2 separate regions of the Mus musculus genome follow, and region 1 is linked to region 2. The links are chromatin loops, found by intact Hi-C in ENCODE. Cell type or tissue: left cerebral cortex. All regions are shown on one strand. Region 1 overlaps Bicdl1 (BICD family like cargo adaptor 1). Region 2 overlaps Bicdl1 (BICD family like cargo adaptor 1).

Region 1 (5,000 bases), 51 kb after region 2:
TCCTCCACCCACCCACTCCCTCCTCACCGCCCTAGCATTCCTGTACACTAGGGCATCAAGCCTTCACAGGACCTAGGGCCTCCCCTCCCACTGATAATCACCTGCTTTCCTAATGACTGTACTTAGTCACCAAACACAGTTTTGTTTTTCACTGGGGCAGGTATTTTATGACTGAAGCCGATGGCCGGGTGGCACAGATGCCAAAAAACAGCACACAGTTTGCTCTCGGTGCCACTTAATTCTCCTCTGCCTGCGAACTTCTTGCCATTTAAACCCAGGTGCCCGGTGCGAAAGGTCGCAGGCTCACAGTGGCCAGGCAGGCACTTAACTGGCTTCACCTTTCTGATCTACTGAATAGTTTACAAGAGACAAGGAAACCCACATCTCATGAAATGCTAGTTTCCCAGGTAAATCTAGCAACACTGTGCTCTCTATCCACACAAAATCATTTGACCCTTGAGCCAAACTCCAAATTTTAGACCTAATATGCTAGAACCTAGGCTCTCTTTTTCGTAAAAAACAAAGTTAGAGCTATATACAGCTACATTCAATAACTTGGAATATTCAGACCCGGCCACACTCTCCCAGTGTAAGTAGTTAAGAACAGGCTTCCACAGTGAAGACAACACTTACCAATAGAAACACCCATATGCTTAAAGAATATGCAATTACCACCTCATGTTTAACTTACTAATTAGCCACGGCAACCCTCGAGAAATGCTGGAACTGACTTCAGAGATGAATACTGCTGTAGGCAAATCTGTTCTCGATTAGCTGTCGTGATCAACACTTTCCGATCATTCTAGAACATCTTTGATATGATGCACAGGAACTGTTAAAATTGAACCTGAGACTCAGAGTCTCTGGAGCTAAGGCAATACAAAACAGCATCCACCAACCAGTATCACCTCAAATGTCCAAGAAATCAGTCCAGGTAGGAATATACATGAAGAGGCGAATTCTTTCTTCCTGACTCTCCATCCCTGAACAGATACAAAAGCCAATTTCAAAGCAGCCGTTAACTGGTATGTGAGACTTCAAATAAGCGTCAAAAACCAGGGCTCCTTGGATTCCTAATGGAAAACCCTGTGCGGTCCTTCCAACCCAGGTGGGGTCGGAGCAGAGGCATTCAAAAGGGATGCCCTGTGCTGTGTGGGCTGCGTAAGGATGGAACCCAGGGCTCCAGGTACGCTGGGCAAACGCTTTATCCTTGCTACACCCCAAACCTACTAAGTTTGTTCTTACATGGGAGGGTGACTGAAAACTGTCATTTTCCTACGCCACAAAACAAAAACAGACAAAAATAAGCAAACAAACAACACCTGCTAATGCAACAGGTGTCTGTTGTTGTGTCTGTTGTTTTATTGTCTTAAGACAGGGTCTCACTGTGTAGCCCAGGCTTAGCTGGAACTCCCTATCTAGACCAGGCTGGCCTTCAACAGGCAGAGAACCACCTGCCTCTGAGTGCTGGTATTAAAGGCAAGTAATACACCAGCTCAAAAAGAACTGGAGCCATTTGGGCCATCGACGATACCTCTGACGAGCAGCTGTTACTCACTGTAAAATGTCCCAAGGGCAAGGCCAGCTATGCATCACCCACACAGAACGACTCCTACAGCAGCCACTGTGTTAAAGACGGAAATCCTGAAAAGGGGACCTGGTAAAGAGCTGTTTCAGGGAATGTACCAGAAGCTGCTAACCTCAAATCAACTGTTCATTTTTCAGAGAAAAATGAAGTCTTTTCAGGAAAGAAAGATTTCTTTTGGCTCGTGTGCCAAGTATGTTTGTTCCGTAGGAGTTCGACAGCAGCAAAAGCTGACCAGGGGTGGCCTCTTCCAGGAGGCAGGAAACAGACAAAGCACCTGCTTGCATCAACTTCCTCCTAGACACCTCACATCTCACAGACAGCAACCCGCAGGAGTAGCTGCTCTTTGTAGGTGTGGGGGTGGGGAGGGGTTAGGGCAAGGGAGTGCTTTGTACTGCACTACCACCAAAAGCACGGGGAAGGAAGGGTTATACAACTGGCTCACAGCTGTAGTCCAGCATGAAGGGAACTCAGGAACTGACGAGAGGACCATGGAGGAACACTATTTCCTTACTGGCTTGCTCAGCTTATTTTATACAACTCAGGAGCACCTGCCTAGGAATAGCACCGCCCACAGTGGGCTGGCCTCTCCCATGCCAATCTTGATTAATGAAGACTGCCTACAGACCAGTTTTAAATCTACCCTGGATTTAATCCCCGAAAATATATAAAAGTAAAAATCTGTAAAACTTGAGAAACTTGAAGCCACCCTCCCTAGCTAGTGACAGCACAGTGCACTTAAAGAACACCCTTCAGAGGCTGAGACCTCGCACACAGAAACTTCAGACCACCCGGCTTCACCTGAACGGCCGAGAGTGGGTCTTCATTTCCATTTCTCCATGACCATCTTTAGACAATCCCTCTGAATATATGTCACCATGCTCCCTCTAGTCCCAAAGGAAACCTTTGAACCACTCTACTGCCTCAGTGAGTCCATGATGACAGCCTCTTTTGGCTTCATGCAGCCGTTGGAACAGCCCTTTCATACACTGTCACAAATCAGCTTTGCACTTTAGATCTTTAGGTATACTTAGATCTGCTCATAGCCAGAGAAACCAGGTGCATGACGGGTCCTGGGTGTGAGAAATTGGGGAGGTGCCTGTATGGTTACAGTGAGAAGAAACAATTTACAGGGTGTGCCCCGTGAAAATGAGCAAAGAGATTACAGCCCTAATGCAGAACAAATGAGAAGGGGAAAGGTGAATTCTCAGGACTTTTACTTTAGTAAGAAGCCATCAGGGCTTCACAGGAAGGAACCGCACAACCTCGATGAGGCAGCCGTCCCCAGGTCACTTCTGCTGCTGCCCCCTCCAAACCACAGACCACCGTGGTCTGTAAGAATGATGAGCACAGCATGGAACTGGGGTGCTCTTTGGTCCATAGTACATGCTCCAGAGAGGGTGGAAGACAGCAGGGATCCACCAAACCAAAGGCCAAGTCTCCCACAGGACTAGAACATTTCTGGTGAAAAGCTAGAATGTTCACTTCCCATATGAGAAGGCTAGCAGCTACTCACCCAGAGAGCCACTGGCCCACAGAGCAGGGAGGCACACCACTGTTCAACTGGAGACCTGCGGGCTGCAAATCCACACCACAGTTCACCACTCTTCTCAGTTCACAGCAGCTTTAGGCATTTCACAATCTCCCCAGTACCTATGAAGACCGCACTAGCTTTTTAAGCAACCACGTCACCACTCTCTTCTAAGGCTCACCAGCCCAAGTACTGACACCCATGGTTGCTCTGACCACTGGGTTTCAAATATATTTTGTGTGAATATGAAATGCCTCACATTATAGCATAGGGGTTAGTCTTCAAAAAAGTATAGTTCTAAACAGGCTATTTAGAACCTATTTAAAATTATTTAATGGCAACCAACAACCTTTTATTGACTGCCCATCCTCATGGATGCTTGTTTACACAGAGCAGAGTAAACAGAGATGGTCCTGGCTTCCCATGAACTCTGGCTCTTCCAGGGATGCTGCCTCTCTCTCCAGATGTCGTCTCAGACATAACCTCTGACTGAACTGGATTCCGAGTTAAACAAAACCCCACCACCAAAAATGAACCCCGTCACTTAGGAGAACAGAATGTGGGCAAGTCCTTAGAGGAGAAAAAGAGGTCGGTGGACTTAGAACTTTCCCAAGGGATAAAGTATTCTAGGTATCTCCCCACTGGTCCTTGGCTGTGTGGTGTTAGAGGTTTGAGTCTTTATAGTGTATAAGTGTGTTAGAAAGAGAGCAGAACCCTTCAAGAAGCGGGCATTACCAAGAATATCTCCCTCAGACAGCACCAGATAGGATCCACTATCCCAAAATGTTACCATGGGTTGGACTGTGTCCTCTTTTAAAGTCCCAATGCCATTTTGTCAGAATGTCAACTTATTTGGAGAAAAGGTCTTTACAAATGTAGACAAATTAAATTTTACTTTATGTGTATGGGTATTTTTGCCTCAATGCATGCTTGTGTACATATCTGGGACCAGTGGGGGCCATAAGAGGGCACCAGATGCCCTGGAACTGGAGTTGTCCATGGTTATGGGAAGTCATACAGGTGCTAGGAATCAAGCCTGGGTCCTGTCGAGAGCAGCAAGAGCTCTTAACCCTGAACTATCTCTCCAGCCCTCTTTATAAACGTAAACAAACTAAAATGGGGTCCTAGGTCCAAATAACTGGTAGTCTTATTTTGTTAAGTTTTTAAGTAGACAAAGCAAACATCTATCTGATAACTCCATCCTAAGAGTCACTACCACCACCTAATTCGGTCCTGTAGAGAACTGAAATCCTGGGTGGCCCTTAGTAAGTAAAGTGGGTCTAGATCCAGCCTGTGGTTCTAATGCTGGCGGTAGGCTGGCGGTGCACAGGAGGGAGGAGAGGGACTGATGTAATTGATACATCATCATAAAACCCAGGCAAATGTTTAAAGTGATGACCTAACCAATTTCTTTAAACTCTAGAGCTATACACTTGAGGAGGGAAAAGCTCAGAATTCCCTAAGCAATTTTAAATCTTGTTCTCTGGAAGAAATCAATTGGTTTTTCCAGTCTTTGGTCAACAGGTGCTGAAGCCTGTCGCTCATGTTTCAGATCGCGTGTGAGCAGTGTTGAATATAAATGTGGAAATGCCTTATTTTACCTCTGACTAAAGTTCCCAACACCACTGAGATTCATTTTGAAAATAATATCTTACTGCAAGTGCCTCTGAAGATGGAGAAGCCTAACAGCAGCCTGCTATTACTGCTGTGGCTGTTATTAGAAACCAGGCTCTTTCCACATCCTTCAGATCACTGCTCTGGCTTTCCGCTGGCAAGTGAGCTTTAGGGACATTCCAGGGTGCCCAACAGCGTCTTGATGCAGACTTCTCCAAAGAGCAGAAATCACATCTTTACTGTTGCTATCTGGGAAAGACGCTCTAGCAC
Region 2 (5,000 bases):
GGGGGAGAGACTGAGAAGGACACTGCGCTCTGGCTGTTCTGCTCAAGGTTTTAGCGGCTGACCAGTAAGTGAGTCTCACTCCAGCCTGTGGCCATCGGAACTCATGCCAGGGGGGCAGTACGGTGCTGAAGAGGGTGAAGAGCACCTAGGGCCCACTTCTGCCAGCCGGTGGGGATATGAGCACCTGCTCTCTCTCCTGCTCCAGCTCCTCGGCCTCCATGCTCTGCTCGATCTCTGACAGCAGGGACGTGCTGGTCGCAGCCGAGCTCTGCAAACTCCTCTCCTCCGTGAGTTCCTCCACCTTGCCCTGCAGCTGCCGGTAGGACAGCCGCACCTCCTGGAGCTCCAGCTGGCTTTGGTGCAGCTGTGGGGAAGAAAGCACAGGCTGGGCTGCTGAGCCACACCACGGCAAGCACTGGCCACAACTGGACCCTGCAGCTAGACTGGCCAACAACTCGCAGAAAAACAGAGGCAGGAGGGACACGGAGCAGGCTGTATGGGGGATCCAGTCAGCAAGACCCAGCTCTGAGAAACTCAACAGCACAAACAACTCCAGTACTTGAGAATTCTCTGGGAAAAAGTTAATGGAAGAACCTAGGATTCAAAAGACTCAAGGGACTATGTGATGGCACACAGCTTAGTTAAAGAAAGACGCTGTCTCAACAGCAGCGACAACAAAACCAAACAAAAATCTCAAGATATGAACCAAGTATAAGAGGTTTTGTATCTTGGGCTGGAGAGATGGCTCAGTGGTTAAGAGCACTGACTGCTCTTCGGAAGGTCCTGAGTTCAAATCCCAGCAACCACATGGTGGCTCACAACCATCCGTCATGAGATCTGATGCCCTCTTCTGGTGTGTCTGAAGACAGCTACAGTGTACTTAGATATAATAATAAACAAATCTTTTTAAAAATAAAAAGAATTTGGGCTGGAGAGATGGCTCAGCGGTTAAGAGCACTGACTGCTCTTCCAGAGGTCCCGAGTTCAATTCCCAGCAACCACATGGTGGCTCACAACCATCTGTAATTGGATCCAATGCTTTCTTCTGGTGTGTCTGAAACAGTGACAGTGTACTCATATACAATAAATAAATCTTAAAAAAAAAAAAAGAATCGAGTTTAAAAAAAAAAAAGAATTAAAAAAAAAAAAGAGGTTTTGTATCTTGATTTAAAAAAATTTATGCCCGGCATAGTGGCACAGGCCTTTAATCCCAGCACTTGGGAGGCAGGTGGATCTCTGTGAGTTCAAGGCCAGCCTGGTCTACATAGCGAGTTCCAAGACAGCCTCTGAAGTGGCAGCAGCCTTGGTTGACTTTCCCTGGGAACCACTGTGTTTTGCAGCAGGCTTCTGCTGGCTCTGGGGACTGCTGATAGGCGAGGCTAGCCAGAGATGAGTGTCCCACAGGGGTGGGGCACAGGTGCTCTCGATGCAGAGCCGGGCAGCGGCAGTCATGGCCAGGCATTATCAAAGCAGAAAACTAAACCCAGCAGCAATGGGGGACCACAGTGACTCCATCACTGGAAACAGCAAACTCTGATGACAATGGGAGCAATTACAATTCTCACTCCCAATGAGAGCTGAGGGTTTATACTTAGCCAAGTCCCTAGCAGTTTCCTTTTTAAAAAAAAAAGAAAAGAAAAAAAAAGAAATTTTATTATTATGGTTCAAGTCCGTGTGCTATGTATGATGTGTGTGTAGGAATACAGATATGATCTTGCCATGACAAACATACAGGACCTGTGCTTTTAACTGAGTCATCTTGCCAGCCCTCCTTAGCAGTTTATTGAATGAAGTTCAAACATGAACTCTTCAATGATCCAGCAACTCCATTCTGAAGTGCATGTTCCCAACGAGATGAGACAGTAAGAGATGCTGTCTCAAGCAATAAAGTGGAGGGGTCTGGATGACTCAGTGATTAAGAACACTGGCTGCTCTTCCAGCTGACCCAGGATTGATTCCCAGCACCCACATGGAGGCTCACAACTGTTTGTAACTCTTAATCCAATGGATCTGATGCCCTCTTTTGGCCCCTGAGGGCACTGCCACAGCACCCCATGGAGAGGATCACAACAATCAATCACTTAGGGGCAGTGCCCCAAGCTCCTCCACAGAGTATCTGCTGTCATACCCTAAAATGTTTATAAGACCCTACCCATGCAGAAGGAGTAAAGGTGTGAGGATCACTCCACCAGGGATCATCTGAGAGCTGCTGTCATATAAAAGCTGTAACACTTCCTGGAGAAGAAAATTCTCTCCTGAAACATTCTCCCCGGGCCCACCACGGTCACTTCCTGCCCAGTGACCCTGACCTTGGTTCCTAGGCTCTGCACCTCACTTGTGGCTCTCCCTGCTCACACCAGCCTGGCTACTTCATAGTCTCACTGTAACTGTAGTCTCATTGCAATTATAAAGTAGCGGCAGCTGCGAAAGAGAGCAGTGGCTGCCTCCTTCCAACTCTCCTCTCCCAGTGCAAGTCCTTGGCCACTGCAGCTGGGCCAGAGTCCCACAGATCTCCTTAGTGTCTGGTATACAAACCAGCAAACACATAGAGTTTTCTCCCTAGAGGTTAGTGTGGATGAAGAATTTCCTGGGATTTAAATTTATTCTTTTAGAAAATGGTCTTTCTGGAGCCATTTCTGTTTCATTAAAAAGAGCAAACAGCTGGCTGTAGTGGTGTACAACACGGACATTTCCCAGACTTGGGTGGCCATTAGTTCAACAGCCAGGGGTTGGCTGGAAACACAGCTCGGTGCTGGAGGGGCACCTTGACAGTCCAAGGCCTCGGGATCAAGCCCAGCACTGAGAAGTGGACTGTGCTGCTCTCTTCAGACTTTCCACTAAGCCGCCGTGCCTCCTGCAGATGCAGGGGCTCTGGGTGGGTGGTGGCAACTCCTCATGAAAGGAGCCAGTGCTTCAGAGCCGTGGAGCCAATTCCCTAGCTGCCTGGAGCCTCATCTTCAGCCCACCACTGCCAGAGTCTGGCTGGCTAGTGGCCTGAATGAGCCCTAACTAGAAAGGGCTGGAGCCCAACTGCTGCCAGGAAGACAAGAAGACCTGGCAAGCCGCTTGCCTATCCCTGGGTCAGCAACACCTGCTACTACAGTGGGACCTCCTCCAGCCCCAGTTTTGGGAAAACTTGGAAGAAAAGAAAAAGAAAACAAAGCAAGCCAGGGTTACGGGGAATAAAGAGACATTCCTAGGAAGCATTTGGCACAGATACAAGCAGTACATTAAGTACCAAATGCTTTACAATTATTCTCCAGGAAACATACATCTCAGCAGGAGACTGTCTCACAGTCAAGTACGAGTTCTCACACACTGGACGCAATTAGTTCAATTACTCATGCACACTCAAAGATATGTAATTAACTGTAACAGCAAGAGAACAAAAGGCCAGGAGGTGCCTCATTCTCTGGTCAGTGACTGATTCACCACCTGGACAAATGTGCAGAAAAATCAAATCAAATCAAGGAAGAGTCTGGCAACTGTAGAAATGCTGTAATGTAAAAATAGTATCTCGATGGGCATGGCTGCATACACCACTAACCCCTCACTCACTCAGGAGGCAGAGGCAGGCGGGTCTCTGAAGTTCCAGGCCACCCTGGTCTACAGATCTAATTCTAGGACAGCCAGGGCTAGACAAAGGAACTCTGCTTCAAACAGAGAAGGAGAAGAAAACAGTATCTTTGTATAAGAAAGCCGGCAGTGTATTTCTATGTACGAAAAGGGATGACATGAAACGCCTTTTTATTAGTACACTGTGGAAAGTCTAAGTTCAGAGCGCTGAAGGGTAGCGTGAGGAGGGCATTCTCTTGACATGGGAGTGCTGAGATGGTGTGAGGGAAGTACACATGATCAGAGTCAGGGCAAAGTCTAGTCCCCAGGACATGTGCTCTATGAGTCCCCCACGGTGAGTGGGGCTGCTCTCTGCTGATGAAGCCACCCATTTGCCAGGGTCAGCTCCTACACACTTCTGTAAGGGGCTGAGTGCCCCTTAGACTGACAACTGATTTCTTTACTGAGGATCAAAAAGCCAAGTATCTTCCTGGGTTTAGCAGAGACAGAACCGGATGCGTGAACCTGTGATTCCTGCGAGAGGCAGAGACAGGAGGCCTGCTGTGAGTCCAAGGCCAGCTCTGGCCGCCCATCAAGTTCTAAACTACGCAGCACTAACCTTAGACCCCATCTCAAACCAAACGCTTGTTATGAAGCGAGCAGTGAGCTTTAATGCCTATTATAAGGCCTCAGAACAAAAACAACGACCACGGCTGAACTCCACCAGTGCCTTAAAAATCTGTTTAGGGGTGGGAGGACTGGCTCAGGGAGCACGGGCCCCCAAGCCTGATGACCTGCGTTTCATCCTGAGATCCACGTTTTGGGAGGTGGGAAGGGTCTCAGTACCTCTCCTCTGACCTGACATGTGCACCTACACACAACCTTCCCCGCCGCACCCCCCCCCCCCAATAGAAAAAAAAGCTTCTGGTAGACAGCAGGACCAGTCACCAGTGAAGCAGATCAAAGGGGCCCTCCTGCTGATGGAGGCCTTTGCCTCCCACCCGCCCTTATCTGAGGATTTAAAATCAAGGGATTAAACACATTCCAAGGCCACTGACTCAACACTTTACAAAGCTGGGGTACGACCGTGCAAGTCCACCTGGGTCAGCTGGATTTTTTTCCTGTCATTTAAGGCCATCTTGGTGACGGCTTTCTGGAGGACACTAGTAACTAGTGACAAGGAGCTTTTACATAAACAGACAGAAGTAGGAAAAGTGAGAATAAATATGATTCTCCAAAAAGGGTGGAACGCCTGCCTTGCTGGCGGCCCTGCGTGAGTGTGTGGCCTCAGGTTCCTGATGCTACAGGACACAGCCCACCTACACCGGGCAGTACCTGAGGGTACCAAAGATTCTCGTTCTTCCACCTCATTTCCCGGTTCCCAGTTAGGTAGGAGAAATAATTCTGATTTGCAAATTCATGCTAGGCTCAAAGTTTCTTTTTGG

Evidence for each region. Peaks named below come from ENCODE experiments on the same cell type or tissue, not always from the same donor. Only the 100,000 strongest peaks of a DNase experiment are listed, where the experiment ranks them.
Region 1: it touches region 2 in a loop (2.5-fold over the local background); 5 of 42 quality-filtered maps call a loop at or near these places.

The regions. Positions count from the first base shown.
Region 1 is chr5:115,714,705-115,719,704 of GRCm38, forward strand. All of the region lies in intron 2 of Bicdl1 (BICD family like cargo adaptor 1), which reads right to left. Among named protein-coding and RNA genes, the nearest start is that of Bicdl1, 14 kb to the right of the region's middle. In left cerebral cortex, no CTCF peak of the experiment used is centred here; no DNase peak of the experiment used is centred here.
Region 2 is chr5:115,663,523-115,668,522 of GRCm38, forward strand. It overlaps Bicdl1 (BICD family like cargo adaptor 1), which reads right to left. Exons shown (of 9, transcript NM_001080808.2): 5 at 185-364. Among named protein-coding and RNA genes, the nearest start is that of Mir7030, 20 kb to the left of the region's middle. In left cerebral cortex, no CTCF peak of the experiment used is centred here; a DNase peak (open chromatin) is centred at 2,933.